Regions from separate parts of the Homo sapiens genome. Here all the other regions are linked to region 1. A link is an interaction called in ENCODE POLR2A ChIA-PET data of the cell type or tissue named here. Cell type or tissue: OCI-LY7. All regions are shown on one strand. Each heading gives the region's core, and the rest is flanking DNA. Links, peaks and the distances in the headings are about the cores only. Region 1 overlaps CCDC69 (coiled-coil domain containing 69). Region 2 overlaps TNIP1 (TNFAIP3 interacting protein 1). Region 3 has its middle 7.2 kb from the start of SPARC.

Region 1 (10,046 bases), core at 1,958-6,957:
ACTGAAAAGTAAATGGTAGCAGCAGACTGAGCAAGAAGACCAGAATTTGAAGTACCACTGACCCAACAGATTTAGACAAACCCAGAATCTCACGTATTTAGATATTTTAAATGTCCAGGATACAACCCCAAATTTCTCAGCATACAATACAAAATCACTCAGCCTAAAAAGAAGCAGAAGAAAAACTCCCTTGAGGAAAGATATTCAACAGATGCCTAAACTGAGATCCTATAGATGTAGGAATTATTAACAGAGTTTTTATGGTAATCAATGTAAAAAGACTCCAAGAAGTATGGGTGTTCTGTCACTGACGGCAAGAAGGAAAAAGAGAAAAGGAAAGTAAGAGTGAATATACTTTTAGGAATAATAGAAAAATAGAAAGTCTTAGCAAATAAATAGAGTTATTAAGAAGAACCAAAAGGAAATTTTAGAACTAAAAAGTATAATAAGTGAAATAAAAACTCACTAGGTGAAATCAATAGCAGAATGGAGATGAGATGATAAGAAAGAGCCAGTGAACTTCAAGATAGATCAATAGAAATTATCTGATCTGGACAATAGAGGAGAAAAAAAGATTAGAAAAAAAAATGAACGGAGCTTCAGAGACCTGTAAGATAATGCCCAAATAGCTAACATTACTATCATCACAGTCAAAGAATTAGAGGAAAAAGGGTGCAGTGCAAAAAAAAAAAATTGAAGAAAGAATGATTGAATATTCCACAAACTTGCCAAAACATAAACCTACAGATTAAAGAAGATCACTGAACTCCAAAGTAAGCCCAAAGAAATCCACACCCAGACAACATCATTTCCAAAAGCTAATGACACAGAAAAGGTGTAGAATGGAACCAGATAAAAATGGTACACTACATATAGGGAACAACAGCTTGAATAACTGTGTGTTTCTCATTAGAAACCTTAGAGACCAGAAGAAAAAAATTTAAAAACTGCTGGAAAATGTTGATGTTCATAATGTTGGGTTGAGGTCTACCATTTTAGGATGTGTTTTCTGTTTGTTCTCGCTGATCTTTATCCTCTGTTTTCTCTTTCCTGCTTTCTTTTGGAGTACAAAACCATAACAAAAAGCCCAGAATCCCATATGCAGTGAAAATATCCTTCAGGAAAGAAGATTAAATCGAGACATTCTCAGATGAAGGACACTTAGAATTCATCACCAGCAAACCTGCTCTAAAAGAATTGCTAAAGGAAATTCTTCAAATGAAACCAGAGGGAAACTTGAAACTTGAAACTTCAAGAATGTAGGAAGAGTAACAGAACTGGTAAAGACCTAAGTAAATACAATAGACTGTTCTTCCCTTGAGCTCTTTAAAATATGATTGATGATTAAATGCAAAAATTATAACCTTGTCTGATGGGGCATTAGATGTATGTAGATGTAATACATGAGATAAATGTAACAAAAATGGGAGAGAACAGAGGAACCTACATGACGGTAAGCTTTTTACATTCCATTAGATGTGGTAAAATAGCAATTTCAGGCCGGGCGTGGTGGCTCACACTTGTAATCCCTGCATTTTGGGAGGCCAAGGTGGGTGGATCATCTGAGGTCAGGAGTTCCAGACCAGACTGGCCAACATGGTGAAACCCGGTCTCTACCCAAAATACAAAAATTGGCTGGGCCTGGTGGTGGGTGCCTGTAATTTCAGCTACTTGGGAGGCTGAGGTAGGAGAATCGCTTGAACCCAGGAGGCAGAGTTTGCAATGAGCCCAGCTCATGCCATTGCACTCCAGCCTGGGTGACAGAGCAAGACTCTGTCTCAAAAAAAAAAAAAAAAAAAAGGAACTCTAAGTAGATTGTTAAGTATATTGTAATTCTTAGAGTAACCATTAAAAAAAATACAGAGATACAGTAAGAAAGACAATAAATAAGTTAAAATGGAACACTAAAAAATGTTCAAATACTCAAAAAAAAAGCAGGAAAGGGAAAACAGAGGATAAAGATCAGCGAGAACAAACAGAAAACACATCCTAAAATGGTAGACTTCAACCCAACATTATGAACATCAACATTATCAATAACAACAGTAAATTAAATGGCTTAAACATACCAAATAAAACACAGAGTATGTCAGAATGGGTTTTTAAAAACCCACCTGATGGGATCATTCATACCCCAAACCTCAGCATCATGTACTATACCCGTGTAACAAACCTGCATGTGTGTCCTGAATCTAAAATTAAAGTTGAAATTAAAAAAAAAAACCACCCACCAACTAACTACGTGCTATTTACAAGAAACCCACTGTAAATAGATGTTATAGGTAGGTAATAAGTAAAAGGGTGGAAAAAGAAACACTAATCAAAAGAAAGTCATAGTAGCTATATGATTTGCAGATAAAGAACTGAAAGGAGACATAGACAAATATGCATTATAATTGGAGACTTCAACACTCCTCAGCATTCCACATAAAACAGCCTGAAAATCAGCAAGAATATAGAACTGAATACTAACATTAACCAAACTTTATCTAATTGATTTATATCTAAAATACTCAACCCAACAATAGCAGAATACACATTCCTTTCAAGTATACATGAAACAAGATCGACCATACCCTGAGTCATGAAACAAACCTTAACAAACTATAAAAGCAGCAAAATACAAACTATGTTCTCTGACTGTAATGCAATCAAACTGGAAATCAAATAACAGAAAGAGAACCAGAAAATCTCCCAACACTTGGAAATGCACTTCCACATATTCAATGCCAGAGAGGAAGTCTCAAGGAAAATAAGACTGAAAATATTTTGAACTCAACAAAATGAAAATAAAACCATCAATATGTAGGATGCAGGTAAAGCAGAGTTTAGGAGAAAATTTATAGCTTAAATGTTTATATTAGAAAAGGAGAAAGGTCTCAAATCAATATTCTAAGCTGAAGAAATCAGGAAAAGGTATCAGGCCCAGTGACTCACACCTGTAATCCCAGCACTTTGAGAGGCGGAGTCAGGAGGACTGCTGAGACCAGGAATTTGAGACCAGCCTGGGTAACATAGAGAGACCTGCCTCTGTTAAAAATTTAAAAATTAGCTGGCTAGGTGTGGTGGGGTACCTATAGTCTCAACTACTCAGGAGGCTGAGGTGGGAAGATTGCTTGATTCCAGGAGTTTGAGGCTGCCCTGAGCTATGATCATGACACTGTACTCCAGCCTGGGAGACAGAGCAAAACCCTGTCTCAGGAAAAAAAAAAAAAAAAAAAGAATGAAAAGAAATAAAAAAAAAAAAAAGCTAACCAAATATAAAGCAAGCACACAGAAGGAAGGAAATGAAAATAACAGAAACCAGTGAGATGGAAAATGGTAAAATAAGGGGGGTGGGTGGGGAAATCAATGAAACCAAAAGCTGGTTCTTTGAAATAATTAATAAAATTGATAACCTCAAGCAAGACTGACAAAGAAAAGAGAGAACATACACATGACCAATATCAGGAATGAAATATCACTACAGACACAGCAGATATATGAAATGATATTAAGGAAATATGCTGAACAATCCTATGCACCTAGATTCAACAACTTAGATGAATGTAACAATTCTTCAAAAAAAAAAAATGACCAAAACTCACCCAAGGTGAAGTATATAACCTGAAATTCCTTTAAATATTAAAAAGAAATTGAATTTGTTGTTAAACACTTTGAAAGACATGCCCAAGCACAGATTATTTCATTGAAAAATTCGATTAAACATTTAAAAACGATATAACACCAATTCTATATAATCTCTCCCAGAAAGAGAAGATGAGGGGACATTACTACATGGGGCAAGCTTTATCCTGATACTAAAACCAGATAGTGTAAGAAAACTACAGGCCAATATTCCTCATGAACATAGACACAAACATTCTCAGTAAAACATTAGAGGATCAAATTCAGCAATACATAAAAAGAGTAATATAACACAACCAAGTGGAGCTTATGCCAGGAATGCAAGGCTAGTTCAATGCAGTCAGCCTTCTGTATTTGCAGGTTTCCCATCCTCAGATTCAACCAAGTGTGGATAAAAAAAATTTGAAAAAATAAAAATAAAAAATACCAAACAACAATAAAAGATAATACAAATAAAAATACAGTCTAACAACTATTCACCTTACTTTTACATTGTATTAGGTATTATAAGGAATCTAGAGATGATTTAAAATGTATGGAAGGATGTACATAGGTTATATGCAAATAATACGCCATTTTATATAAGTGACTGGAGCATTTGCAGATTTTGGTATCCAAAGTGGGTCCGAGAATCAATTCCCCATGGATACCTAGGGATAACTATATTTGAAAACTCAAACAAATGTAATCCACTATATTAACCATCTAAAGAAAAACCAGGCCAGATGCGGTGGCTCACACCTGCAATCCCAGCACTTTGGGAGGGAAAGGCCAGTGGTTCATTTGAGTTTGAGACCAGGCTGGGCAACATGGCAAAAACTCATTTCTACAAAAAAAAAAAAAAAAAAAAAAAAATTAGCTAGGCATGGTGATGTGCACTATAGTCCCAACTACTTGGGAGGCTGTAGTGGGAGGATCACCTGAGCCCCAGAGGTGGAGGCTGCAGTGAACCAAGATAGCACCACTGCACTCCAGCCTGGGCATCAGAGTGACATCCTGTTGGAAAGAAAAGAAAAGAAAAAAGAAGACAGGAGAGGAGAGGAGAGGGAAAAAAGAGGAAGAAAGAAGAAAGAGAGAGAGAAAGAAAGACCACATGATTATATGGATCTTAGATCTAAATATAAAACCATAAGGCTTTGGAAGAAAACATTGAAGAAAATCTTTGTTACCTGGGGTTTAGCAAAGAGTTCACAGACATGACATAAGAAGTATAATCAAAGAAAAAAATAAATTGGACTTTATCAAAATTAAAAGCTTGGCTTTGTGAAAGACATTATTAACAGAATGAAAAAAATCACCCCACTGGCTAGGAGAAAATATGTGCAAATACAAAGAACTCTTGTCCAAAATATATAAAGATATCTCAAAACTCCACAGTAAGGACAAGCAAGTTAATTTAAATGGGAAAAAGACCTGAACACACATTTGACCAAAGAGGATATGTAGACAGCAAATAAGCACATGAGTTGTTATTGAAATGTAAATTAAACCTATGGTGAAGATTACTGCACACCTATTAGAACAGCTAAAATAAAAAACCAGTGACAGCAAGTATTGGCATGAAGTAGCAACGGTATAACTCATACATCACAGATGGTGATATAAAATAGTGGTCACTCTGGAAGACAGTTTAGCTGTTTCTCATAAAGCTAAACATACATTTATCATATGACCTATCCCACTCCTGTGTATTCACCCAAGATAAATGAAAACCTATGTCCACACAAAGCCTGCACATGAATGTTAGAACAGCTCTATTCATAATTGCCTCAAATGTCCTGCAACAGTGAATGAGTAAACAATGGAATATAACTCCACAATGAAAATGTATGAATTATTGAGATATGCAACAATTGGAATGAATGTCAAAGGCATCGTGATGCATGAAGGAAGCCAATATAAAAAATCATATTGTATTATTTCATTTATGTAATAGCCTAGAAAAGACAAAGCTACAGAGATGGAGAACAGATCAGTAATTGCCAGGGGTTAGGGTGGGAGAAGGATGTGAATACAAGGGTATTTTGAGACGGCTTTTTGGGAGTGATAAAACTGTTGTGTATCCTGATTGTGGCGATGGTTACAAGAATCTATACATGCGGCAGGGCGCGGTGGCTTACACCTGTAATCCCAGTACTTTGGGAGGCCAAGGCGGGTGGATCACGAGGTCAGGAGTTGAAGACCAGCCTGACCAAGATGGTGAAACACTGTCTCTACTAAAAATACAAAAATTAGCTGGGCATAGTGGCACGTGCCTGTAATCCCAGTTACTCGGGAGGCTCAGGCAAAGAATTGCTTGAACCCGGGAGGCGGAGGTTGCAGTGAGCCGAGATCACGCCACTGCACTCCAGCCTGGGTGACAGGGCGAGCCTCCATCTCAAAAAAAAAAAAAAAAAAAAGAATCTATACATGCATTAGAATTTATGAAAATGCACATCCCCTCAAAAAGAGTCAATTTTACTATATGATAATTTAAAAAATAAAAAAAAGACAGCAAAGGGTCATCGAATGTGGAAAATCACCACTAGTCTCTCCTGGTTATCTGTGTACCTCTCCCCATACATATAAAATGTCATATATTTCCACCATCCTGTGCTTTCATTCATTCATTATAGACTTATGTAGCACTTAGTATGTGCCAAACAATTTAAAAATAACTATAGAAGAATTCTGACTAATGGGAAAAACTCAAGACAGGCAATCTCTTCTCCCCTGGGTGTTACAGTAGGAAATTCTTCTTATTAATATATTTGTAACGCTAAAAATAATATCAAAGCAATGCTTGGAGAATAAAGTTGTTTTCCCATAAAGTCTTGTGAGGTACAGAAGGTAGATTTTAGAGATAGAGAAACTGAACCAAGATTCAAGGAGGTTGAGTGATAGCCCCAGTTCAACAGGGTATGGTATTATTAAAACACAATTCTTCGGCTGGGCGAGGTGGCTCACGCCTGTAATCTCAGCACTTTAGGAGGCCGAGGCAGGCGGATTATGAGGTCAGGAATTCGGGACCAGCCTGGCCAACATGGTGAAACCCTGTCTCTACTAAAAATACAAAAATTAGCCAGGCGTGGTTGCAGGTGCCTGTAATCCCAGCTACTCGGGAGGCTGAGGCAGAAGAATCACTTGAACCCGGGAGGCGGAGGTTACAGTGAACCGAGATCATGCCACTGCACTCCAGCCTGGGGGACAGAGTGAGACTCCATCTCAAAAAAAAAAAAAAAAAAAAACACGCACACTCACACCCACACACACACCCACACACACCCACACCCACAAAACCACAATTCTTCAATTTCCAGGCAAGGACTTTAATTCCATTTCACAATGTTTGCAATAATGTGTGCTAATGTTGCAATATGTTTCAAGATTCTTAAAATCATTCAGACCTCTGTTCTAGTTATTCCATCTGGGTAAATCTAAGGACATAATGTGAAATACCGGCAACATTATGCAAAAGCTGTTTTGAGATCTAGAGGTCTAGACTCACAAGAAATAAGGAAAGCCATGTACTTTACGGTCTTGCCTTTATAAACATTTTAGTAGCAGCATAATTACTTGGAAACATATTTGATACAATGTTAAATGAAAAGAACAGGATATACACTTTTACGTACAAAATAATCACAACCATGTGTTTTGTTGTTTTGTTTTGTTTTTTAGATGGAGTCTTGCTCTGTCACCCAGGCTGGAGTACAGTGGTGAGATCTTGGCTCACTGCAACCTCTGCCTCCCGGGTTCAAGCAATTCTCCTGCCTCAGCCTCCTCAGTATCCTGAGTAGCTGGGATTATAGGTGCACACCACCACACCAGACTAATTTTATTTTTTAGTAGAGACGGGGTTTCATCATGTTGGCCAGGCTGGTCTCGAACTCCTGACCTTGTGATACACCCGCCTCGGCCTCCCAAAGTGCTGGTATTACAGGTGTGAGCCACTGCACCCAGCCACAGCCATGTTTTAAGAAGATAAATAATTCTGGGGAAAGGCCATGCGAATACTCATGATGAAAGGAAAAATCAGTAAAGCATTTTCAAGGTCAATTTCAGTAACATCAGTAATATACATAACCTTCTCCAGAGAAGATACACAAGTCACCAAGAAGCACATGAAAAGATGCTCAACAGAATTAGGCATTAGGGAAATGCAAATCACAACCACAATGCGAAACCACTTTATGTGCACTAGGATAGCAACAGGTGTTGCAGAAAATAACAAGTGTTGAAAAGGATGTGCCACCATTGGAACTCTTGTGGGTTGCTGATGGGAACATAAAGTGGTACAGCCCCTGTGGAAAACAGTTTGGCAGTTGTTCAAAAAGTTAAGCACAGAATGATCGTATGACCCAGCAATTCTCCTGGGTGTACACCCAGGGGGAACTGAAAACAGCTGTTCAAGTAGGTGCCTGTACTAGTGGCACTATTTACAGTGGCTAAATGGTGGAGGCAGCCTAGGTGTCCATCAACTGATGATGAATGGGTAGAGTGTGGTGTGTCTGTGCAATGGCAAATTACCCAGCCGTAAAAAGAAACAAAGTGTAGATGCATGCTGCAACACAGATGAGCCCTGGAAACATTTCAAGGTGAAAACATTCCAAGGTGAAAGAAGTCAGATGTGGGTGATCATGTGGGTTATACAATCCCGTTTATATGCGTGTCCAGAATGGACAAGGCCATAGAGACAGACAGTGGATTGGTGGTTGCCAGGGGCTAGTGGTAAGATAAGAAGTGACTGCTTAGGCTGGGCACAATGGCTCATGCCTGTAATCCCAGCACTTTGGGAGGCCGAGGTGGGCGGATCACTTGAGCCCAGGAGTTTGAGATCTGCCTGGGAAACATGGCAAAACCCCATCTCTACAAAAAAATATAAAAATTAGCTGGGCATGGTGGCACGCGCCTGTAGCTACTCAGAAGGCTGAGGGGCAAGGACTGCTTGAGCCCAAGAGGCGGAGGTTGAAGTGAGCCGAGATCGTGCCACTGTACTCCAGCCTGGGCAACAGAGCGAGACCCTGTCTCAAACAAACAAACAAACAAAACAAAAAAAACAAAAACAAAACAAACAAAAAAAGTGCCTGCTCGGTGGGTGGGAGTTTCCTTTTGGGGTGATGGCACTGTGAATGTATTAAATGTCACTAATGGTAAATCTTATGTCTATTTTACCAAAATAAAAAATAGATATACATAAACTTTACCACACCAATTCTATTAGGATGTTATTCTAATGCTGAAATCATGAATGTGACAAAGATGTTATAAAACCGGGGTTGATTATGTAAGTATCATTGCTGTTATAGACAATGAGAAAAATCTTGAAATTACCTAAATGCCTAACAAAGGGACTCAGTTAAATGAACAAGGGTGCATATTGGAATGCTATGTAGTTACTAAAACTCTTGGTATAGAAGAGTTTAATGACAGGATGCTAATGCAACACAAAGTGGAAAAAATAATTCACTTCCTCACCCCAAAGTGTGTGTGTATAGATGTATATTCTATGTATATTACAGAAAAAGAAATGGAAGGAATCTATTTCAAAGGGGTAACAGTGGCTAACTCTGGGTGGAATTATGATTTAAATTTTCTCAATAATAAAATCAGTGCTAAGAATTATTGCTAAGTAACTTGCACTGTTCTAAATTCTATCTCGGTCTATCTATCATTAAATTGTTTAATTCTTACAAACAACCTATTAGGGAGGTAAAGTAACTTCTTCAAGGTTACAGAGCTGGTAAGCAGTGGGGCTGAAGTTTAGACCCAGGGACTGGAGCTCTAGAGAATGAGATTGATCTATCTATCTATCTATCTATCTATCTATCTATCTATCTATCTATCTATCTATCTTACCAAACTGGAAAGTTTGATATCTATCTATCTATCTATTTATTTTTAATAGTGACAGCATCTTGCTATGTTGCCCAGGTTAGTCTTGAACTCCTGGGCTCAAGCAATCTATCCACCTTGGACTCTCAAAGTGCCAGGAATACAGGCGTGAGCCACAATGCCCAGCCAAGAATGAGACGTTAACCACTGTGCTGTAAGATCTTTTTGTCTAATCTACAGTTTCCAAATTTTCTGTGATGATCACCTTTGGTGATATAAGAGGAAAGAAAGTCATTTTTCAAAATAATCAATCTAACAATAAATAAGAGCTACCATCATCGTGGGGATGGAATATGTGTATTTAAAAATTCTTCTATTTGTCTGGGTTTTCCAAATTTCCCTTAATAAATATGGATTGCTTTTTAAATGGAAAGAAAAAAATACCTCTCAAATAAGGAAAAAGAAAGGTTGATGCCAGCCTCTTAAATCCATGCCCCAAAGGAAAAGTCCATCAACCCTCTAGGGCCAAGGATCCTGTAGATTTGAGTCAATTGCTTGTGGATCAGACAGACAGGGAGGGAACAGTGGGAGTGCCCAGGTGAACT
Region 2 (9,846 bases), core at 1-5,000, 130 kb before region 1:
ATTTGCATATGTGAGCGAGAAGCACCCTTTGCTCCTGCCCCTCGTGTATCCCCAAGTGACTCCAGGGTACCTAAGGGATCTGAACAGGTTCTGTGCCTCTCACATGGTAGCAAGTGACAGGACACAAAGAGGGCAGCAGGTCAAGCCCGGGGTCCTGCCCGTCCACTCACCATCGCATTGGCATGGCTGCTGCTCTCTGGTGAATTCTGCTCCTCAGGAGTGACCACTTCAAATTCAGAGGAGGTGCCCTGTGCAGAAAGGAAGTTAGGTGCTGCCCGAGAGAAAAACAGCTCACCCCTCCTCTGCGGCCCTGTGGCTGAGAGCAGCAAGGGGGACAAAATCTCTTCCCATTTTGAGTACACAGGGACCGTTACATATCATCTCACATGAGATCACAAAGCAGGATTCTCGACAAGCCTGTCATAGCCCTCTGCATAATGTGAGGTCATATCCCCTCGATGGCCAATCCTCTTTTGTAGAAGGGAGATGTGGGACTAGCTGACCTTGAACCAGCAGCACTGTAGGATTGCATTTTTTAAGGCCGTGTACTTTTTAAATGCTTTCATGAGCTCCATTATTTCTCAGGGTGACCCATGGAGTGGGTCAGAAGGTTATATCCTCTTTGGAAAGATGAGGAAACTACAGTATACAGTTGGTTAATGCAAAAGCAGGGATTGAACCCAAGACTGCAGATCCAGCATTCCTGCCACGGCCCCAGAGCTGTCTCTTAGGCCCAGACGTCTCTGATCGGTTTCCCAGAACACAGATGGCAGCTGTTACGGCCACCACCAAGCATGTCCTGTGCTGGCCTTCCCAAGCCAGTCCTGGAGATCCCAGAGGAGTGAACTGATCTGAGAAAAGTCCCAGAGATGATTCACCAAATTTGGAGACTATTTCAGGATTCAACCAAATCCACGGTGGCCAAGAAATCCCAGATTTTTTCACATCTTTCCGTCATTCCTAGTAGAATTACTGGTCATTCAACCAACCAAGAAGCCAATGGCCCACCTGAACCAGCCATTAGCTCTGGGATCTGGGATTTCCATGTCCCGTTAAACCTGGTCTGCAGCCTCCCTTCATCCCAGAAAGGGGCAGGATAGATGAGAGGAGTCAGTGCTCAGCTTCCAGCTGACCCTCATGGCCACCAAGAACTCACCTCTGGCTCTTGGCCCTGCCCTAGAAAGTCTCCCTCCTCCATCTACATTTTCCCCATTACCCGTGTAACCTCAGAACAGGTCCTTCTTTCCCTGCACCTGATCTGTAGGATAAGGATGCTGAACTATGCAATCCCTTGTAGGATACCAAGCAAAACTTCTCCAGCCAAATCTGTAGATTTTTTTTTTTTTTTATGAGAGGGTCTGACTCTGTCACCCAGGCTGGAGTGTGGTGGCATCAACATGGCTCACTGCAGCCTTGACCTCCTGGGCTCAAGCGACCCTTCTGCCTCAGCCAGCCTCCCAAGTAGCTGGAACCACAGACATACACCATCACACCTGACTACTTTTTTTCTTAGAGAGATGGAGTCTCACTATCCTGCCCAGGCTGGTCTCAAACTCCTGGGTTCAAGCAATCCTCCTGCCTCAGCCTCCCCAAGTGCTGGGATTATAGGCATGAGCCACTGCGCCCAGCCTGTAGAAGATAGTTTCTGAGCCCTCTTTGAGAATGTGAGCTCCATGTCACATCTGTCTGTTTTCCTAGCACTGTGCACACTCAGTGATACTTAACAGTATACAACTTAGTAAGTGAGAAGAATTCCTTGTACATACCAGGGTCTTCCTGGTAAGTTTTAACTATGACCTTCATTTCAAAATGGGGAGGCTGAGGCCCCAGAGAGTTTGCGATGGACTTGCCCAATATCACCCAGCGAGACGGAACACAGTTTCTTGACCTCAACCCTCTTTCTTCATGTTCTTGTATCTGTCAGTAGGACTTGAGGTCCATCCAGGCAACCTCCACCCATGACTCCAAATAAAACTTACACTGGATGGAGGCTTCTGGACTGGTGCTGGCTTGTCACTGGGGCATGCAGGGGCTGTGGGAGATGCTGTGACATTTGAGTCCTTTCCTGGAGAATCAAGAAAGCACAGATGAACTGACTGGGAAGGGGAGAAGCCCAGGTACCACCCTCTCAAGGACAGCCCTTGACAAAAGGGTTCTCAGACAGGATTCCCCACTCGAGTGTGGGAGAATGGGAGGTGGTCTCATCAGGGCCAGGTAGTCTGAGAAAATGGCCTGCCCTGGAGTGACGGGGCAGAGCCTGAGCAGAGAGACCATGCTCCCTGGGCTTACTGGGAAAATCCCAAGTTGGCTGCTGCTCCTTGCTGCCCTGAACAGGCCTCAATGATAAAGACAATGATTTACAATTTGAAAAGTCTTTATGTATCTATTATCCCAGCCATTCTCATAAAAGCCCCATATCCCCATTTTAAAGGTCAGGACACTGAGGCTTGGGAAGGTCATCAACTTGCCCACAGCCACATAGCCAGCAACTGCAAACTCAGGACTGAGACTTGGCCCTCCCTCCCTGACTTCCTGCAGTCCTTGCTGCAGGGAGCTCCTTGAAGGTAGCTTCATTTCTCACTCTGAGAGTGGACCTGGCACCAATCAGGAACTCAGGAACATTGCTGAATAGACAAGCAGAGGCTGGAAATGCCCACTGACTGCAGCACAGTGGACTCTGAGACCATCACTTTCCTCCATTTGTCCATTCAGCAAATGCAACCACCAGCCAATAGAAGGCTGTCACATTGGCCTGGGCCAGATACCATACAGTAGAGCTGCAGCAGGAGGCATCTGAGTCCAGCTGAGGTGCGGATCATTTCCATCCTGGTCCCAGACCTTACCCTGGACTTGGAGACATGCCAGAGTAATGCACACTCTGTACGCATGGTGATGCCTCTACCATACATGGGACTTCAACCCCGAGCCACAGTCACCCTGTCCTTTAATGGGCAGCACACGTAACCTTACATCTGAAATACGCTGCAGCAGGCTAACAGGCAAGCCCAGCTTCTTCCCTGGGCCTCAGCTTCCCTAATTGTAAAATGGACGCGCAGGGCACGACCAGGGAGCTTCCAACTCATATGCCAGCTCCAAGTGACAGGGAGTAGCTGCTTGGAGTGCGATGCCTGGCACACAGTAGCTGCTCATTAAATATTAAATATGCTGATAAAGACCCCAAGGCCACAGGACTGCAATGTAGTCAACTGTTGTATCTATTACTCATGTCTGCTGGGGCCTCAGGAGTGCTGAGTCACTGGCTATTTTTAACAAGATTGTTTTGAAGTCCCTTCCAAATCTGACCTTCTGGGGGATGTGGCAGCCAAAACATGAATGGAAGGGTAGCCTGTGACCTAAGGATAAACGAGAGAATGTGGGTTTTGGCATAAGAAGGGAGTTCACTGTGAAGGATTTGGGCAGTTTGGGGTACAGGGAGAGTCAGAGGTACCCAGACTCCTCTTATACCTGTGAGCTCAGCCAGGGGGTCGAAGGAGCCCAAGGAGGGAGAAGGTGGTGGGAGCAGCTCGTTGTCCTTCACTAGCTCCTCTGCCTTCTGCCGGAGCCTGGTCGCTTCCATCTGGGACTCTTCCAAAAGCTCCCCTAGAGTTATTGGGGAAGAGGAAGCAAAAGCATTTACTCGGCTCAGTGTGCTGCTTCTCCCCGTCCCAGGCCCCTAACCGTGCTGCCGCCTGGCTTCTGAGGCTCCAGGCCCTGGACTTCACTCCCACCGTTGCTCTGTGGGCCAAGTGGGACAAACTCCATGCTGGTCCACCATAAGAAACAGGCTAGAGCAAGGACGAGGGCCCAGCAATCGGGGGACACAGGAGCGGAAGGAATCTATGAGAAACTCCTCGGCTCCCCCAACCCCCAGCATTCTCTTTCTGCCCCACTCCCTTCACACCCAGCCAGGGCACTCCACAGAAAGCCAGGGGCTCCCCCACCCTACGGGCTACCCACAGCCTGAGCCACCAGGGCAAAGGGCTGCCTGCAGGGCGGAGACCTTGGATAATTCCAACCAGCCCTCTAGGCCTCCATTTTCCTTCTCCTACAAGTGGAGATGGGGAAACCACTCCTCCCTCCCCAGTCGGCCATCCCAAGCAAGGATCTGCCAAGCAAGGAGAAAGCATTTTAAAAATCAGGGGGCTATGCTCCCCTCTAAAACATGAGACTAGAGAAGGGCACGGCAAGGCAAAGGAAGAGTTTCAGGAGTGTGGAAGAAAGAGAGCCCCCTCTGGATGGGGAAATCAATGAAAGCCTTGTCTGGAGGAGAAGGGGGCACAGCAACTGGGTGCTGATGCACAGGGCCCGTCGGTCGTGTGGAGGGAGGTGGGGTTGTTCTAAAGTGGGGATGGCTTGAGCAAGAGCCAGGAGAAGAGAACTGAGGGACCTACCACCTCCTTGCTTCAAGCCAAGCTCTGCTCCCTGCTCCAACACCTAGGAACGCGTGCCCCAGTTGCCTGGTCATGCTGGCTCTCCCCATCTCTCGTGCCCCAGAAAGAGGAGACCACTCTAGTTCCATGGCCATTAACTGGGCCTTCCAGCCCCCTTTCCCTTAGCCCACGCCTCCCTCTTGGACCTGAGTCCTGTCATCCTGGTTTCCGGGTGCTGAGGAATCAGGGTTGGGAATACTGTCACCATGCTACATGGTGCATAGAGACAGCTGTGAGGCAGGAGCCAGCGCTGGGCCAGGAGGGACAGGGGATGACTTGGGCAGAGGCATATGCCAGCTTCATTCTCCACTGCTAGTAGAGGGACTGGCATCACAGTCTGCAGGGAGGGGCGCTCGCAGGGAGGGGACAGGGTCTGCTTTACCTAACATCTTTATCCCTTGCATTTTTTCCTTCAGCCGGGAATTCTCCTTCACTAGGCGCTCAAAAGCTGCGGATGCCTCTCCTGAGGGCACGCTGCCCCCAGGGTCGTAGATCCGGTACGGTCCTCTCCCTTCCATGAGGGTAGCTCAGCCCCTGCCGTGGTGCCCGCCTGGCTGTAAGGACAACAGCAGCATATCAGCAGGCTGGCCAGGCCATGGGGGCATCCTTTGCAGAGAAGCTCTAGTCTGTCAATGCCCCAGAAGGCAGTCCCCCACTTTAAGCTGGTCTGACCATATTATAGTAAAGCAGGACAGTCACCTCCTTTTATCTGGACGCTCTGCCTCTATTAATACAACCTTAGAATGGCATTAGTTTCTCTTAGCAGCCTCAATGCACTGTTGGCTTGTTTGGAACAGGAGTCCAAATAAACAGTAGGGTGCAATGTGGGATACAAGAAAGAACCTGGACTTGGAAAAAAAAAAATCTGAGTTCATGTCCTGTCTGTGAGGTCCAGAAGAACAGGAATCCCATATGTTTTACCCATCATTGCATCCTCAGAGCCTACCACAGTATTAGCTATGAATTTTGCCCAATAAACACTTACTCAATTAATGGTCTAGGCATTAATTTACTATGGGATTATGGGCAGTCCCTTCCCCTCTCTGAGGGAGGGAAATGAAAGTCTTAAGTTAATTTAGTAATCTTTAAAGTGAAATGCTTGTACCCTAAGGGATAAGCAAGTCAACCCAGTCCAAAGTTCCATTTATATGTGTATCATCTTCTTTAAAAAAAGAAAAGAAAAAAACACCCTGACTAATATTTAATACACTGTCACCCTCCTCCGTGAGTCTCATATCATATATGGTCTGTCCCTTGCAGTTCTAAGGAACAGAAGAATTTTTCATCAAACCACTGTCTATTTGAGCACCAAGGTTTTTTTTTAGTAATCTGTTCAGTTTCATCTGCTTTATGTCACTGAAACCAGTTGGAAAGGTGATTTTAGAATCCTAACTCTGTGGCTTAGTAGAGAAGCTCTCTGTCCATTCACTCATCCATTCAACAATTACTTATTGAGCATCGACTCCGTGCTAGGCACCAGTCTGGGTGCTGAGGAATTATCAGCAAATAAAACAGACAAAAATCCTTCATGGAGCTTATAGTCTAGGGGTGAAAGCAGAGGAGGATGGTGGGGAACACAATATTTCAGGTAATCAAAAAGTCTATGCACAAAAGGCCCCAAGCATAAGGAGCTATTTTAGCCAAGACCTGAAAGAGGTGAGGGAACTAGCCATGAAGACATCTGAAGGAAGAACATTCTTTGCAGAGAGAACAGTAAGGGCAGAGGCCCTAAGGCTGAAACACCGAGCCAGCCTCCAGCCCTCCAAATAGCTCTCCAGCATGAAAGGGCCAAGGCCTTCACTGGGGACCTCAGAAGGGTTTGGGGGCTCGGCACCTTCCTCCCAAGGTCACCACCCCCAAGACAAAAACTGTTTCATCAGGAATCCTCAAAGACCCTCCCAAGTCCACACACCATGCTCCGTGGGTCCTTGGCGCTGCCAGGTGACTACGACCATACCACCCTGCTCCCAGAATGTAAATGAAAGATCAGAGTGAGAAAGGATTAACAGCAACACCACCATGCTTGAATCGCCTCCTTGTCAGGCACTGCATTAAATGTTTCAGATATACAATCTTGGAGGAGCTGCACAGTAACTCTAACATGCATACTAATCTCATCTGCATTTTACAAGGGAGAAACTGAGGCTCAGGGCGGTTAAGTAACTCAGCCACGATGACCCGGCCGCAATAAGAGCCAAGATGCAAAGTCAGCCCTGCCTGCTGTGACTCTGACCCCCACCATACTCACACAGCCAGGACACAGAGCCAGAGGGGCAGACAGGGAGTTCAAATCTCTTTGTAGGGCAGCACCATGCTATCAGGTCACCTCTGGGCAGTTTCCCTTGCCCTGCAGCATAAGAACCAATAAGGACTTGTCCAAGAGCGTCCATAGGATGGAATGGGCCAGAAAGAAAAACAAAGTTCTGATGAGAAGGACCCCTTCTCCCAAAGACTGACAGATACAAGATGAATACACCGTGTGGGAGGCACCCACGCCCTGCTGAGCCTGCGAGGCAAAGGACAGCTACCCACACTCCCATCACAAGTCATCACCCGGCTTAGGGGTGACTTGTTTTTAACCTGAAAGGTCAGTGTTCTACAGCATAGCACAAAGTGCAGATGTTTCCACCGAACTAAGAAACAGTGTGGGGGCTGCACTTAGCACTGGAACTGGCACATAGTAAAGTACTCAAAAATGTTGGCAGACATTGGGGGTCCTTCCCCTCTGCTTGCCTCTGTCCTCACGAGGCTTGCCACCTGGTACAGCATGTGTCTGACTGGTGCGGGCATTGCCCATCTGGCTGGGAACTTCCTGAGGCAGGAGCGTACTTTGCACATCTTTGTATTCCTGTCGGGAGCACAGGAGGGTGGGCCTTCCTTGAGAGCTGCTTGGAGTTCAAGAACAGTGAAACAGAGGGCTACAAGGGGCCTGGAGCCACCTTGCATGACAAAGGCAGCAGTGTCCTGGTTCTTGTCCACCATTATGCATTCACCCTAAATGGAACTCACAGTCAACACCACATGAAGGCATGGGGAATTTCTTACTCAATGTCTGCCTTGTCCTGTAGATTAGAGGCTGCATGAGGACAGGGAGCAAGTCCATCCTGTGTGCCAGGGTATCTTCAGAGTGGCCCAGAGTAGGGCCTCGGTAAACCTTGAATTCAGAGAAGTCAGACTGAAGGGAACAAGCCCTTGACCCCGACCCCGCCTCCTGCAAGGCCATGTCCAACATCCCAGAGAAAGCCTAACCCTGACCCACTGACCAGACGCACTTGGACGCCCAGACACTTCTAGAATCCAGGCTGGGCCAGCCATGCTCCCTCAGAGAGGCCCAGATGTAAGGCGAAGGGACAAAGCAGGATGCAGGATGTGGGAACTGAAACCCACCCCACGTCCTCCAAAACACGCAACACTCAGTTTCTCTTGGCGCTGGGGAGTCAACGGGAAAGGGGTTCATGGGAAACAAAAAGTGGGCAGACAGAGCTATGCTCCCCTACTTTAGCCTCAGGGGGCAGAGCTTGGGGAGAAAGAAAGGCAGTGGGCAGAGGAGACGCAGGAGAAATATCCTATTGTGGGAAAACCCTCTCTGGAGATCAGAGGAGCCACCCCTGGAGGGCCTGGACTTCTGGAGGAAAGAAAGACAAAGAGGGAAACAGGGAATTTCCAAGTTCTGCTGACCTCATGCCCAGATGGTCAGCGGCAGTCCCTGGATGACCACTGGGCAGACGGGAACTCTCCCTCTGATCAATGAGGTTTTTATAACTTCTCCCAGAGAGAGGACTCATTCTCAGGATGACAGAGCTGGAGGGGACTCTCCAAGGGCAATGAGGCGAATCCTGCATTATCAGGTGGGAGAGAGATGCACCCAGAAACACTCAATGGATGAGGGGCTGCATTCGAACATGACGATGGCATGCACTCCCCTCTGCTGTCCACAAACCACGAGGATGTTTTCAAAGGGGAAAAGGAAGCACTGACCACTCCCCTCCATGTGGCAGTATCTGGAGTTCAGAGCCCAGGAGTCCTCGGGCATGAGCTCATCTGATTCTCACTCACGGCACAGGCAGTGCAGCAAGGCAAGGCCCTGAGCAGGGAAGGCCAAGGTCACAAAGGAGTCAGGATGGAGCTGGGACCAGAAGATCCCTGCTCTCCCTCCAGGCTGCCCACAGCCCATCCTCCATTTCCCTTCCTGCCCAGCAATCCCATGGCACACCACAGGCCCCCACCACATCTTCTCAGAGTCTCTTTCCACCTGGCCTGGTTCCACAAACTACAAATCAGCAGGTGCTCCACCAGCAGTGGGACTCCAGCCCCGCTTGCCCAAACCAGAAACAGCTGGTGGTATAGAAGCAGCCAGCGCAGACTTTCTTCCAAAACAAGACCTCAGCCAGCGGGGCCTCCACAGCCTGCCCCAGAGGGGCCCTGGGGCTGCCCGCTGGAACCAGAAAGGCCCAGTTTGGGGGCAGAAAGGGGCCCAGACAGACGGCAGGTCAGGCAACAACCACAGACCGTGAAGATGGAAGTGATGCTGCTGAAACCGAAGGAGCCACCCACTAGCAGGCAAGCACTTGTGGGTGGCAGGGAGGCAGTAGTCCCCAGGGCTCAACTCTCAGCCTTACCCCAGAAAGAGAGGGGTATGATAAAGACTACATTCAGAATTAAATTTACATTCTAGCTTTTGCTCTGAAATGCTTTGGTCTGTCAGATTATCTTCCCATTAGCAGTGTTCTGGTGGCTGGGTAGGGGGGTGGTCCCAGACCCCCCAAATGATATTCACTTGCATAGCCACTAACATTTGCAAAATACTTCATAGTGTCCCAAGCATTGTTTTTCCATCTGATTATCACAACAGCCCTGGGAAGAAGGCAGGGCTGATACCTGCCTGATGGATAAGGAAACTGAAGTCCAGCTTGGGGACTTAATCAGCCCAATTTAATGCCTTTGGTCACTGGCTGCATCCTGGGGCCAGCTATCCCTGCAACCCTGGAGCAGGTGATGCCCTCCCTGGCCCAGAGGGAAAAGTGTAAGCAAATCTCTGGTACAGGGAGGTGGAAGGTCATCGAGGCCAACATCTACCTCCCCAGCAGAGGTGAGGGCTGCCAGGGATGCTGGCAGGTGGGCTGGCAGAGGGGGTATAGGGAAGGGGTCTCCAGGAAAGACGGCACAGAACAGAACGTCAGAGAGGTCTATTCTAGTGTCTACTCTGCTGTGTATGGAACCATGGGCTCATTCCCTCACATGCAAGGGGAGGAGCATGGGCCACACAGAAACCGGGTGATGGCTAAAGCTGGCCTCAGGATCAAGAAGACCCAAGTCTCAGGAGCTAGCAGCAAGCTGAGGAAAGAGAGAGAGCCAGCACCATGGAAACATCGCTGCCTTGGAGGCAGGAAGAAAGGTCCACACAGGGAAAGTGCTC
Region 3 (10,046 bases), core at 3,051-8,050, 500 kb after region 1:
GCCTATTCTAATGTCACCTCCTTAGGGCCACTCAATCTACTTGCCTCTCTCACAGGCACAGTTCATCGCCTTACACTGTTTTATTTCCTCCCCATCACCTGTCATTCTCAGAAACCATTTGTTTCCCCAACTAGACAGAAGCTTGGTGAGAGCAGGGACTTCACATGTCTGTTTACTGCTTTGTTCCCAGCATGTTGACCAGTGCCCCACACAAAGCTGGCTTGCAATATTTTATTCAATAAATATATGAACTTCCGACTTGCCCATCTGAAAAAAGAGAGGGTTGTCTTTTACTAGGGTTCCAGCCTGGAACACTGCCCCACACCCAAGAGACCCTCAAACCACTAAAGTGGAATATAAAAGTTAGGGTGTTTGGTCCTTTTGAGAACCTAAAGGAAGCAATGAACTTTCTCTGCAGAAAAATCCACAAACACCCAAGAAGGAGTCTTCTCCAAATGACCCCCAAGGGCCGGGTGCAGTAGTATGTTCCTGGAGTCCCAGCTACTCTGAGGCTGAAGCAGGAGGATTGCTTAAGGCCAGAAGCCTGAGACTAGCCTCGGTGACAGAGCAAGATGCTGTCTGTAATAATAATAAAATAATAATAATAATAATAAGGCCAGGCATGGTGGCTCACTCCTGTAATTCCAGCCCTTTGGGAGGCTGAGGCAGGTAGATCACCTGCGGTCAGGAGTTCGACACCAGGCTGGCCAACATGGCAAAACCCTGTCTCTACTAGAAATACAAAAGAAATTAGTTGGGCATCATGGCACGTGCCTGTAATCCCAGCTACATGGGAGGCTGAGGCAGGAGAATCGCTTGAACCCAAGAGGCGGAGGTTGCAGTGAGCCGAGATGGCACCATTGCACTCTAGCCTTGGAGACAGAGCAAGACTCCGTCTCTAAATAAATAAATAAAGACCCCCCAAGGCCTCTCACCCTGGTTCAAAAGCCAAGTGCTTTTGGCTGCTGAATACAGGGTGCTGGTGGACTCTCCACATATCTGTTTTGCCATCCGGACAGATGTATATTTTTATAGGATTGGTTGCTATAGCTCCCAGGCATTATGGGACTAAAATTAGCAGAAGCTTTGTATTTTTATTCATAAACTAAAATGATGATTCTGATGAGGATGAACCAGTGGAACTCTTCCCAGTTTTTGGCTGGTGTTCCCATGTGGCTTTCAGTTCAGGAAGTGGAAGTCTGGTTGGGGCTGGGCTGAAGCTCTGGAAGAGAGATCCCTCCTGAGGGCCACTTCCAGGTCTCTGTGGGGACACCCTGAGCCAGAATCACTCCCAGAAAGAAAACTTGGTAGGTTTTATATCTAAGGATAAGAGCACATGGCTGGGTGCAGTGGCTCACACCTGTAATCCCAACACTTTGGGAGGCAGAGGTGGGTGGATCACCTGAGGTCAGGAGTTCGGTGACCAGGCTGACCAACATAGTGAAACCCCGTCTCTACTAAAAATACAAAATTAGCCAGGCTTGGTGGCTCACGCCTGTAATCCCAGCTACTTGGGAAGCTGAGGCAGAACTGCTTGAACTCAGGAGGCGGAGGTTGCAGTGAGCTGAGATAGCACCATTGCACTCCAGCCTGGGCAACAAGAGTGAAACTCCACCTCAAAAGGCAAAAAAAAAAAAAAAAAAAAAAAAAAGCATCCTGGGGCAACAGGAGCCTCTGAAGCAAGGATGACTCTGACCTAGAAAGGAAGACCACTAGGACTAAGGCTGGTCTTCCTGCCACCTGCCAAGGGCTTTATAGGAAGGGAGAGAAGCACAACGCAGCCAGGTGTGATAGACCTGGGTGTGAGTCCCACTCTGCTATTGAGTCACTGAGTGACTTTGGGCCCATCCCTGCCCCTCTGAACTACACCTTTTCTTTCTTTCTTTTTAATTGTGTTAATAGAGGCAAGGTCTTGCTAGGTTGCCCAGGCTGGTCTTGAACTCCTGGCCTCAAGCAATCCTCCTGCCTTGGCCTCCCAATGTGCTAGTATTACAAGCATGAGCCATTGTACCTGACCCTACACCTTTTCATTTATAAAATAGGTTGGACAGCAGAATAGTAGTAATAAGAGCCAGCATTTATTAAACACCTACTATGTGCCAAGCACCTGCTAAGCTCTTTGCATATATTGTCTGACTTAACTCTTATAAATCTGGAACTGTTATTATTCCCATTTTATAAATGTGGAAAATGAAGTTCATATCAATAATTTGCTCAAGCTTATGCACCAAGTATATGGTAAATCAGAGATTCAAATCCAGGTTTAAGGGACACCAGAGCCCAAGTGCTTGACTACTGCACGCTACTTCCCCCTCAACTCCTCTCCAGCTCTGACATACGTGGACTTCAGACCATACACCCCTCTCCCGAGTCAAGAATGTTGCTGATCCAACATTAGGCTGAATCAGCTTTTCATCTTGTAAAGCAATCCATCAGTATATTGGGGTCCCTGCTGCCTGCCCACTGCCCTCTCCAACCACTCTCCAGCTATGCTCTTCTAGGCACTTCTCACTTTACCCTGATCCTGCCCTCCTGACCTAGCACCCCAGCCACAGCCTTAGAACTCAAGGGACTGCCTGGGAAATGTCCACATGTGCCTGCCATCCAGGCTCCGTACACCCCCAGTACATCAGCTACCTCGTTCGTTCATTCAGTCTTTATTGTGCTTTGCATCAGGCACTGGGGATATAGCAATAAATAGGACAGACAAGGCTCTGCCCTCTTGCACTTTACATTCCAATAGGTGAAGGCAGGCCGTGAGCTCATTTCAGGTTGTGATCAGTTCTATGGAAGAAACAAGGAAGATGAAATGAAAAAGCAATGGAGGATGACTTCAGATAGGGTCATTAGCATAGGCATCTTGGAGGAGGCAAGATGAGGAAGATGTTGAAGCATGAGTCAATGAGAAGGGCTGAGAGAAGAGTACTCAAGGAGAGGGGAGAACAAGCACCAAAACCCTGATGTGAGGAGAGCTTGGCTTTTTCAAGTAACTGAAAGTGTGGCTAGAATTACCTACTGGGGGAGATTTCCCATCTCCTCCCGTTCTTCCTCGTCCTTTTCTCCTCCATTTTCCTGTTGTTCATTCCTACCCTTTTTACACCCTTTTAGCCACTTCAACATACTTTCTTGTCCACTATCTCAGTGAATGCCACAGCAGTCCTGTGAAAGAGTTAGGGTAGGGATTAGAACCTATAGTGTAGATATGGAGAAACTGAGGCCTCTATCACTCAGGGAAGCTGGGGCTCAAAACCAGGTCTCCTGACTCCTGGCTAAAAACCAGATTCTTAACCACACCAAGAACCTGCTTGTCTTTCTGCTCACTGACTCCAGAGACTCTGTCACTAGCTCTGAGACCAGCCTATGGACCACCTGATGAACCATCTCTGGGAGCTGGACTGGGGCCAGGTAAACTATTCCTACACAGGGACAGGAATACTTGCACAGGGAGCAAGAGGTCTGAACTCTGGAAATAGAGCAGGAAGGCTCTGTGGATTTGGCTTCTGGCAAGGAGGAAAGCAACCAAGCATAAAGTTAAACAAATAAAAGCCGGACAAAGAAACATCCCCTAAGGCCATGCATTAAAAACAGCATCGGGATCTCAGCAGTTCAGATCTCCAGGTCATAACTCCTGAGTGAGCCTTTCGGGTTAAAAAAACTCAACAAAACTTACATAGGAGAACTTGAGGGCCCATGAGGGACCAGGTTTCATTGGAGCAATTGTCACTAAACTGAGAAGGCAGACAATCATATTCAATATTACAAAGCAGATGGTGGGCAAAACACTTTATGTCCATTATCTCATTTAACTCAACAACACTTATGCAGAATATTTGTTTTTCTATCATTACTATAGTAAATTACCACAAATTTGGTGACTTAAAAACAACACAAATTTATTATCTTATAGTTTTGGAGGTCAGAAGTCCTAAAATCAAGGTGTCGTTGGGTTCCTTCCGGAGGAAGGATGAATCTGTTGAGGAAAGAATCTGTTTCCTTACCTTTTTGTTGTTGTTGTTTTGTTTTTTGAGACAGAGTTTCACTCTTGATGCCCATGCTAGAGTGCAATGGTGCAATCTTGCCGCACCGCCACCTCCACCTCCCGGGTTCAAGCAATTCTCCTGCCTCAGCCTCGAGAGTAGCTGGGATTACAGGCATGTGCCACCACATCTGGCTAATTTTGTATTTTTAGTAGAGACAGGGTTTCTCCATTTTGGTCAGGCTGGTCTCAAACTCCTGACCTCAGGTGATCTGCCTGCCTGGGCCTCCCAAAGTGCTGGGATTACAGGCATAAGCCACTGTGCCCTGCCTATTTTCTTACCTTTTTCAGTTTCTAGAGGCCACCCTCATTCCTTGGCTTGTGAACCCTCACTCTGTCTTCTAAGCACATCACTCCAACTCTGCTTCTGCCTTGACATCTTTTCCTGACTTTGACCCTCTGGCCTTCAACTTTTAAGAACCCTTGTCATTACATTGGGCCCACCTAAATAACCTAAAATAATCTTCCCACCTTTAAATCCTTAAATTAATCTGCAAAGCCCCCTCTGCCATGTAAGATAGCCTGTTTATAGGTTCTGAGGATTAGGGCACGTCCATCTTTGGAGGGGCCATTACTTTGTCTACCATAGATGGGTACAATTACCATTCTCATTTTAAAGATGAGTAAAGAAAAGTTCTGAGAACTAAATCACTTGGTCAAGGTCCCACAGTGGAGAAGCCAGGAACACACACAGGTAGCTCCACTCCAGAGCCCTCTCTCCATGACTTCCCCAGGTACTCAACTGCCCATTCTGCCCTTCTGGCCATGGCTGCCTCCCTGCCCCCACTGGCCCCAAACCCAAACCCATTCATCCTTCAAGCTCAGATTGGATCGCTTCTATTTTTTCAAAGCTTAGAACTGACAGGGCCCTTTAGCCCTATTCAATCCCAGATTTTCCATGTGTGGCTGGGAAAATTGAGGTTTAAAGAGCCCAAGGTTACAGTGTGGACAGCTAGGCCTGGGGCCTCTCTCTCCCAGGCTGAAGCCAGCTCTGGCCTGTTCCAAATCTCCGGAGGGAGGGACTGGGCAGGCTGACCTCTTTGGGATGGGGATTATGTATCAGAACTCTCAAATATACCCTTTGTGTGGCTGGCTGAATGTCAAGGCTGCCAAGCTAAGAAGGTTCAAGCACATTGGAGGCTGACTCAGCCTGTTGCCTTGTTACTGTATCTTTCCCCAGGCAGCCCTTCCCATTGTCTGAAGGGCACAAAGAACCCATTGTCATCTGGCCCTGGGTCCCCGAAGCAGAGCATCCACCAACCAGGCCAAGGCCAAACAGAGGAAGATGAAATTTAACCTCAGCACCCTCCCCACTTGCAACACACCCACTGAGCAGTTGAAGGTTTCTCCTTTAGCTCTTTGTAGCTCACAAAGGACTTTTTTTTTTTTTTTTTCTGAGACGGAGTCTCGTTCTGTCACCCAGGCTGGAGCATAGTCGCACAATCTTGGCTCACTGCATCCTCCACCTCCTGGGTTCAAGCAATTCTCCTGCCTCAGCCTCCTGAGTAGCTAGGATTACAGGCGTGTGCCACCAGGCCTGGCTAATTTTTTGTATTTTTTAGTAGAGGCAGGGTTTCACCAAGTTGGCCAGGCTAGTCTTGAACTCCTAACCTAGTGATCTGCCCACCTCAGCCTCCCAAAGTACTGGGATTACAGGCGTGAGCTACCGTGTCTGGCCCACAAAGGACTTTTATCACCCTAATCTTATTGAGTGGCACATTTAGTCTACAAAGTAGAAAGGTCAGGATTCACTAAGCCCATTTTGGGCTTGGGCGGGCAGACAGACAGACTTGCCCAAAGTCACACAGTTGGCCCATGGTGGGGCTGAAATGAAAGCTCCCAAACTCTTAACAGTCAAGACTCTTTCCACTGCACCCACTGCCTCCACCCAGGGTCCCAGTAAGAGTTTACCAAGGCACCGCCTTCTCACAGAGGCTCCCTCTCCACTGAGGTGACAAATGTTAATAATGCGTTGGCTGCACCTTTTCATGTTGACATGTTGACACAAACCCACTGGTCTTAGTCTGTTTTTGTGTTGTTATAACAGAATACCTGGAACTGGGTGATTTATAATAAACAGAAATTTAATGGCTCATGATTCTGGAGCTGGGAAGTCCAAGATTGAGGACTAGCATCTGGCAAAGGTCTTCATGCTGTATCATGCCATGGTAGAAGGGCAAAGAGAGGGAGAGAAAGAGAGCAAGAGATAGAACTTGCAACCTCAAACCCTAATTGATGTTAATCAACTCGTAAGGGCAGAGCCCTCATGACCTAAGCATCTCCCGATAGGCCCCACCTCCCAACACTGCTGCATTGAGGATTAAGTTTTCAACACATGCTTTTAGGGGTACATGTTCCAACCATAGCATCACCCGAGGAGAAAGAAGCACTCATTTGAGTTCTGATTTGGGTTCTTCCCTTAGTAGGACCTGTGCCCTGAGGCCCTGCTTATACTCTGACCTTAAGCAGCTCACTTTTCCTTTCCAAACCTGAGTGTTCTTATCTGTAAAATGAGCATGATTAAAATATTTCACTCTCCTGGGTACAAAGTCAGTGTAAGATTCAAGTGAACATAGATTTTAGGGAGTCAGCAAATATAAGAGGATGTTTAGGAGGCCTAGTTTTTGAGTCAGAACTCTGGGCTTGGGTCCTGGGTCAAAGTTATTTAACTCTAGAAGACTTGAGGCATGTTATCAACCTCCAGCCTCAGCTTCCTCAAGTGTAAAGTTCTTGTGAGGTGCTTGTGAGGATTAAATGAGATCATATATGTAACGCATTTGGCCCACTGCTACATGAATGAAGCACTTCATAAATGTCAGCTATCTTATAAGTAGATTATCTAATTCAACATTTTCCAAAGTGTGTTTCACAAAATATTAGTCCTATAACATATTCCAGAAAGATAGGGGGACCCTGGGTTCAAGCACGTTTGTGAAATGCAGCACTCACTACCTTCCTCGTGGATATTCCTGAGGCACCTTGAAACCTTAAAAGCTCTGAAAATGTCTGCTGAAAAGAAACCTGTTGAACTCTGTTAAAGCTATCACAGAGTCCTCTTTTTCATGAATTTTTAATGCATTCCACAGAACTTCGTTTCCTAACAAACTCCTTGGGGGAATGTTTATTTGCTCCAACACCCTCGTTTGAAGAAGAAACTGAGGTTCAGAAAGGTAAAGTGAGCTGGCCTGGGTCTCCCGGCCAATAAATAGCAGAGCTGGGGCTTGACTCAAGCTAACTAACTCTTCGACCTACTGCTCTTTTTATTAAACCACACTGAGAAAACACCTTCGGCTCTTGATGTGGCCAATCACTCTCCAAAGGTTAAAGATTTGTACTATTGGTTTCACAGCCCTTCAGCCTTTTTCCAGGGCTCTGTATCCATAACTTTGACGGTGCAGGGCTCCCTGCTGCTCTGGGGAGGGTCGGAGGAGCTCGGCACCAGATTGGCTCAGTCTGCCCCAACCCCCGGGTCTGTAATATTGCCGCTGCTGGTCCAGGTCCAGGGAACACTCACACGCAGGCATCAATTTTCTTCTGAAACCCCACCCACACGCCTGGAAATCTTCTCTGAAGGAGGGGAAAAGCCCAATAACCCAGACCCGACAACGTGGCAGCTCTTACACATTCCTTGACGTGGCCCACAAACCAAACGTTTCTTCAATTTAGCTGCAGTGAGGCCAGGAATAATGACGGCCCCGCCAGCCCAGAGACGTGGCAGCCTATGCTGCATGACTCAGTCAGCCTGAGAGGTAGCCTGAACGCTCCGTCCTCTGGGGTCTCTGGGCTGGGGCAGATGGCTGACGAGGAAGGGCGATCTGGACTAAGCAGCTCAGCCCCATCCCCTTCCCCCACCCGTCTCTTCTTCTCCACTGCCTGAGACAAGGCAGCCCTCACTGTCATCTGAGGCTGATCCAGCACTGCGGCTTCATGTCATCTCTCCCACTCCTGGCTCCTGTACCTTTCCTCAGACAGGAGCTTCTTGTCATGATTCTTCGAGATTTCCCATGTCAGTTTCCAACTGCATTCTGTGGAGCTCTGGGAGTTTCATGCAGCAGTCTTAAGAGGACAGAAAGAAGGCCAAGGAGGCGGATCTTCAGACCCCTCGTCCGTCCTTGCTTCAACCACGACAGAACTGCCTTTGTCTGTTTGAAATATTGGGCTTTTGTCTAAAATTTCATTTCTTTTTTATTTTTATTTGTACTTTGTTTTTATTTTTTAATTTTTAATAAAATTTTAATTTACGTTTCAGAGAAACTTCTCTAGTAACGAACTATACAAATAATCCCTGAAAGTATAGTCTTGTAAGATTTCATTTCCAAAGGCGGTTTCGTTAATTAAAAAAAAAAAGTTTGGAATGCACTCATTTATTTTCAGCCCACTGGCTCTCCAGGTGAAGAAAAATGAACCCTGGAGAGAGGGGGTGATCTATCCAAAGACCCAGAGCATCGCAAGCTCTCCAGGGCTCTGTGGGAAGGGGGAGAGTTCCAAGATCCAAGCAGAAGCCACGGAAGACTCGAGCCTGCTTGCTGGAAGCTTTCAGTTTGGTCACTCTGGGCAGGCAGGCAGCTGGCAGTCCCTATGTCCACCCCGAAGCTGGAGGAAGAGACTCCATCTATTAGCCCAGCATCTCCCCGAAAGGAAAAACCAGAGGCCAGGTGCTGTGGCTCACGCCTGTAATCCGAGCACTTTGCGAGGCCAAGGCAGGCAGATCACTTGAGCCCAGGAGTTCAAGACCAGCCTGGGCAACACAGGGAGGCCTGGCTCTACAAAAAATACAAAAATTAGCCTGGTGTGGCATGGGCCTGAGATCCCAGCTAGTCAGGAGGGTGAGGTGGCAGGATCACTTGAGCCCAAGGAGGTCAAGGCTGCAGTGAGGTGTGATCCTGCCACTGCACTCTAGCCTGGGCAACAAAGTGAAACCCTATTTGAAAGAAAAAAAAAACTGCCAGGTGCGGTGGCTCATGCCTGTAATCCCAGTACTTTGGGAGGCCAAGGCAGAGGGATCACCTAAGGTCAGGAGTTCAAGACCAGCCTGGCCAACATGGTGAAACCCCTTCTCTACTAAAAATATAAAATTAGCCAGATGTGGTGGTGCATGCCTCTAATCCCAGCTACTCAAGAGGCTGAGGCATGAGAATCACTTGAATCCAGGAGGTGGAGGTTGCAGTGAGCTGAGATCATGCCACTGTACTGCAGCCTGGGCAACAGAGCGAGACCCTGTCTCAAAAATAAATAGATAGATAGATAGATAGATAGATAGATAGATAAACAAAATGAGCACCGGACAAGGATTCGAGAGACCTGGGCTCCTCACCCAATCATTAAATGATATGGGCAAATCCTTTTCTCGTTCTGGGCCTTACTTTGCTCATTTTTTTTTTTTTTTTTTTTTTTTGAGATGGAGTCTCACTTGGTTGCCCAGGCTGGAGTGCAATGGTGTGATCTCGGCTCACTGCAACCTCTGCCTCCTGGATTCAAGCAATTCTCCTGTCTCAGCTTCCCGGGTAGCTGGGATTAAAGGCACCCGCCACCACGCCCAGTTAATTTTTGTATTTTTAGTAGAGACAGGGTTTCACCATGTTGGCCAGACTGGTCTCGAACTCCTGACTTCAAGTGATCCACCTGCCCCAGCCTCCCAAAGTGCTGGGATTACAGACGTGAGCCACTGTGCCCAGCCATTTTGCTCATTTGTAAAATGAGGCTATTGGGTTAAGTTATAGTTTCCAGGCAGTGGGTGATGAGAACCAAGATGATGGGGTTCAGATCCTCCTGAGAACCCCTTAGAGGCAGCTGTTGTTTTGCTATGTTAATTGTAAACGAGGATTCTGCAGCTAATAAAATGCTTGAAACTCACGAGGCCATGTAACTTAAAGGCCTTTTGACCATTAAATTCAGTGTTTTCCTCCTCTTTCTGTCTCCTGCTTCTCTCCCTCCCCTGAATTCCTTACTCAAATCCCTGAGTTTGCTGGCAGAGACTTCATGATTCTTCAGGGTTGCAGCCCTAAGTCTA

What was found. Peaks named below come from ENCODE experiments on the same cell type or tissue, not always from the same donor. Only the 100,000 strongest peaks of a DNase experiment are listed, where the experiment ranks them.
Region 2: POLR2A ChIA-PET joins it to region 1 with 5 read pairs; 2 of 35 experiments call an interaction of 5 or more read pairs at or near these places.
Region 3: POLR2A ChIA-PET joins it to region 1 with 5 read pairs; 2 of 35 experiments call an interaction of 5 or more read pairs at or near these places.

Annotation. Positions count from the first base shown.
Region 1 is chr5:151,188,886-151,198,931 of GRCh38, forward strand. The region is part of intron 4 of CCDC69 (coiled-coil domain containing 69); the gene reads right to left. Among named protein-coding and RNA genes, the nearest start is that of CCDC69, 30 kb to the right of the region's middle. In OCI-LY7, for the core only: no CTCF peak of the experiment used is centred there; a DNase peak (open chromatin) is centred at 3,966; H3K27ac peaks cover 898 bases.
Region 2 is chr5:151,060,148-151,069,993 of GRCh38, forward strand. It overlaps TNIP1 (TNFAIP3 interacting protein 1), which reads right to left. Exons shown (of 18, transcript NM_006058.5): 2 at 4,813-4,984; 3 at 3,466-3,600; 4 at 1,980-2,065; 5 at 171-248. The coding sequence starts at 4,948. Among named protein-coding and RNA genes, the nearest start is that of TNIP1, 16 kb to the right of the region's middle. RefSeq lists enhancers at 92-161, 6,246-6,988, 6,989-7,731. In OCI-LY7, for the core only: no CTCF peak of the experiment used is centred there; no DNase peak of the experiment used is centred there.
Region 3 is chr5:151,689,047-151,699,092 of GRCh38, forward strand. No RefSeq gene overlaps it. Among named protein-coding and RNA genes, the nearest start is that of SPARC, 7.2 kb to the left of the region's middle. In OCI-LY7, for the core only: no CTCF peak of the experiment used is centred there; no DNase peak of the experiment used is centred there.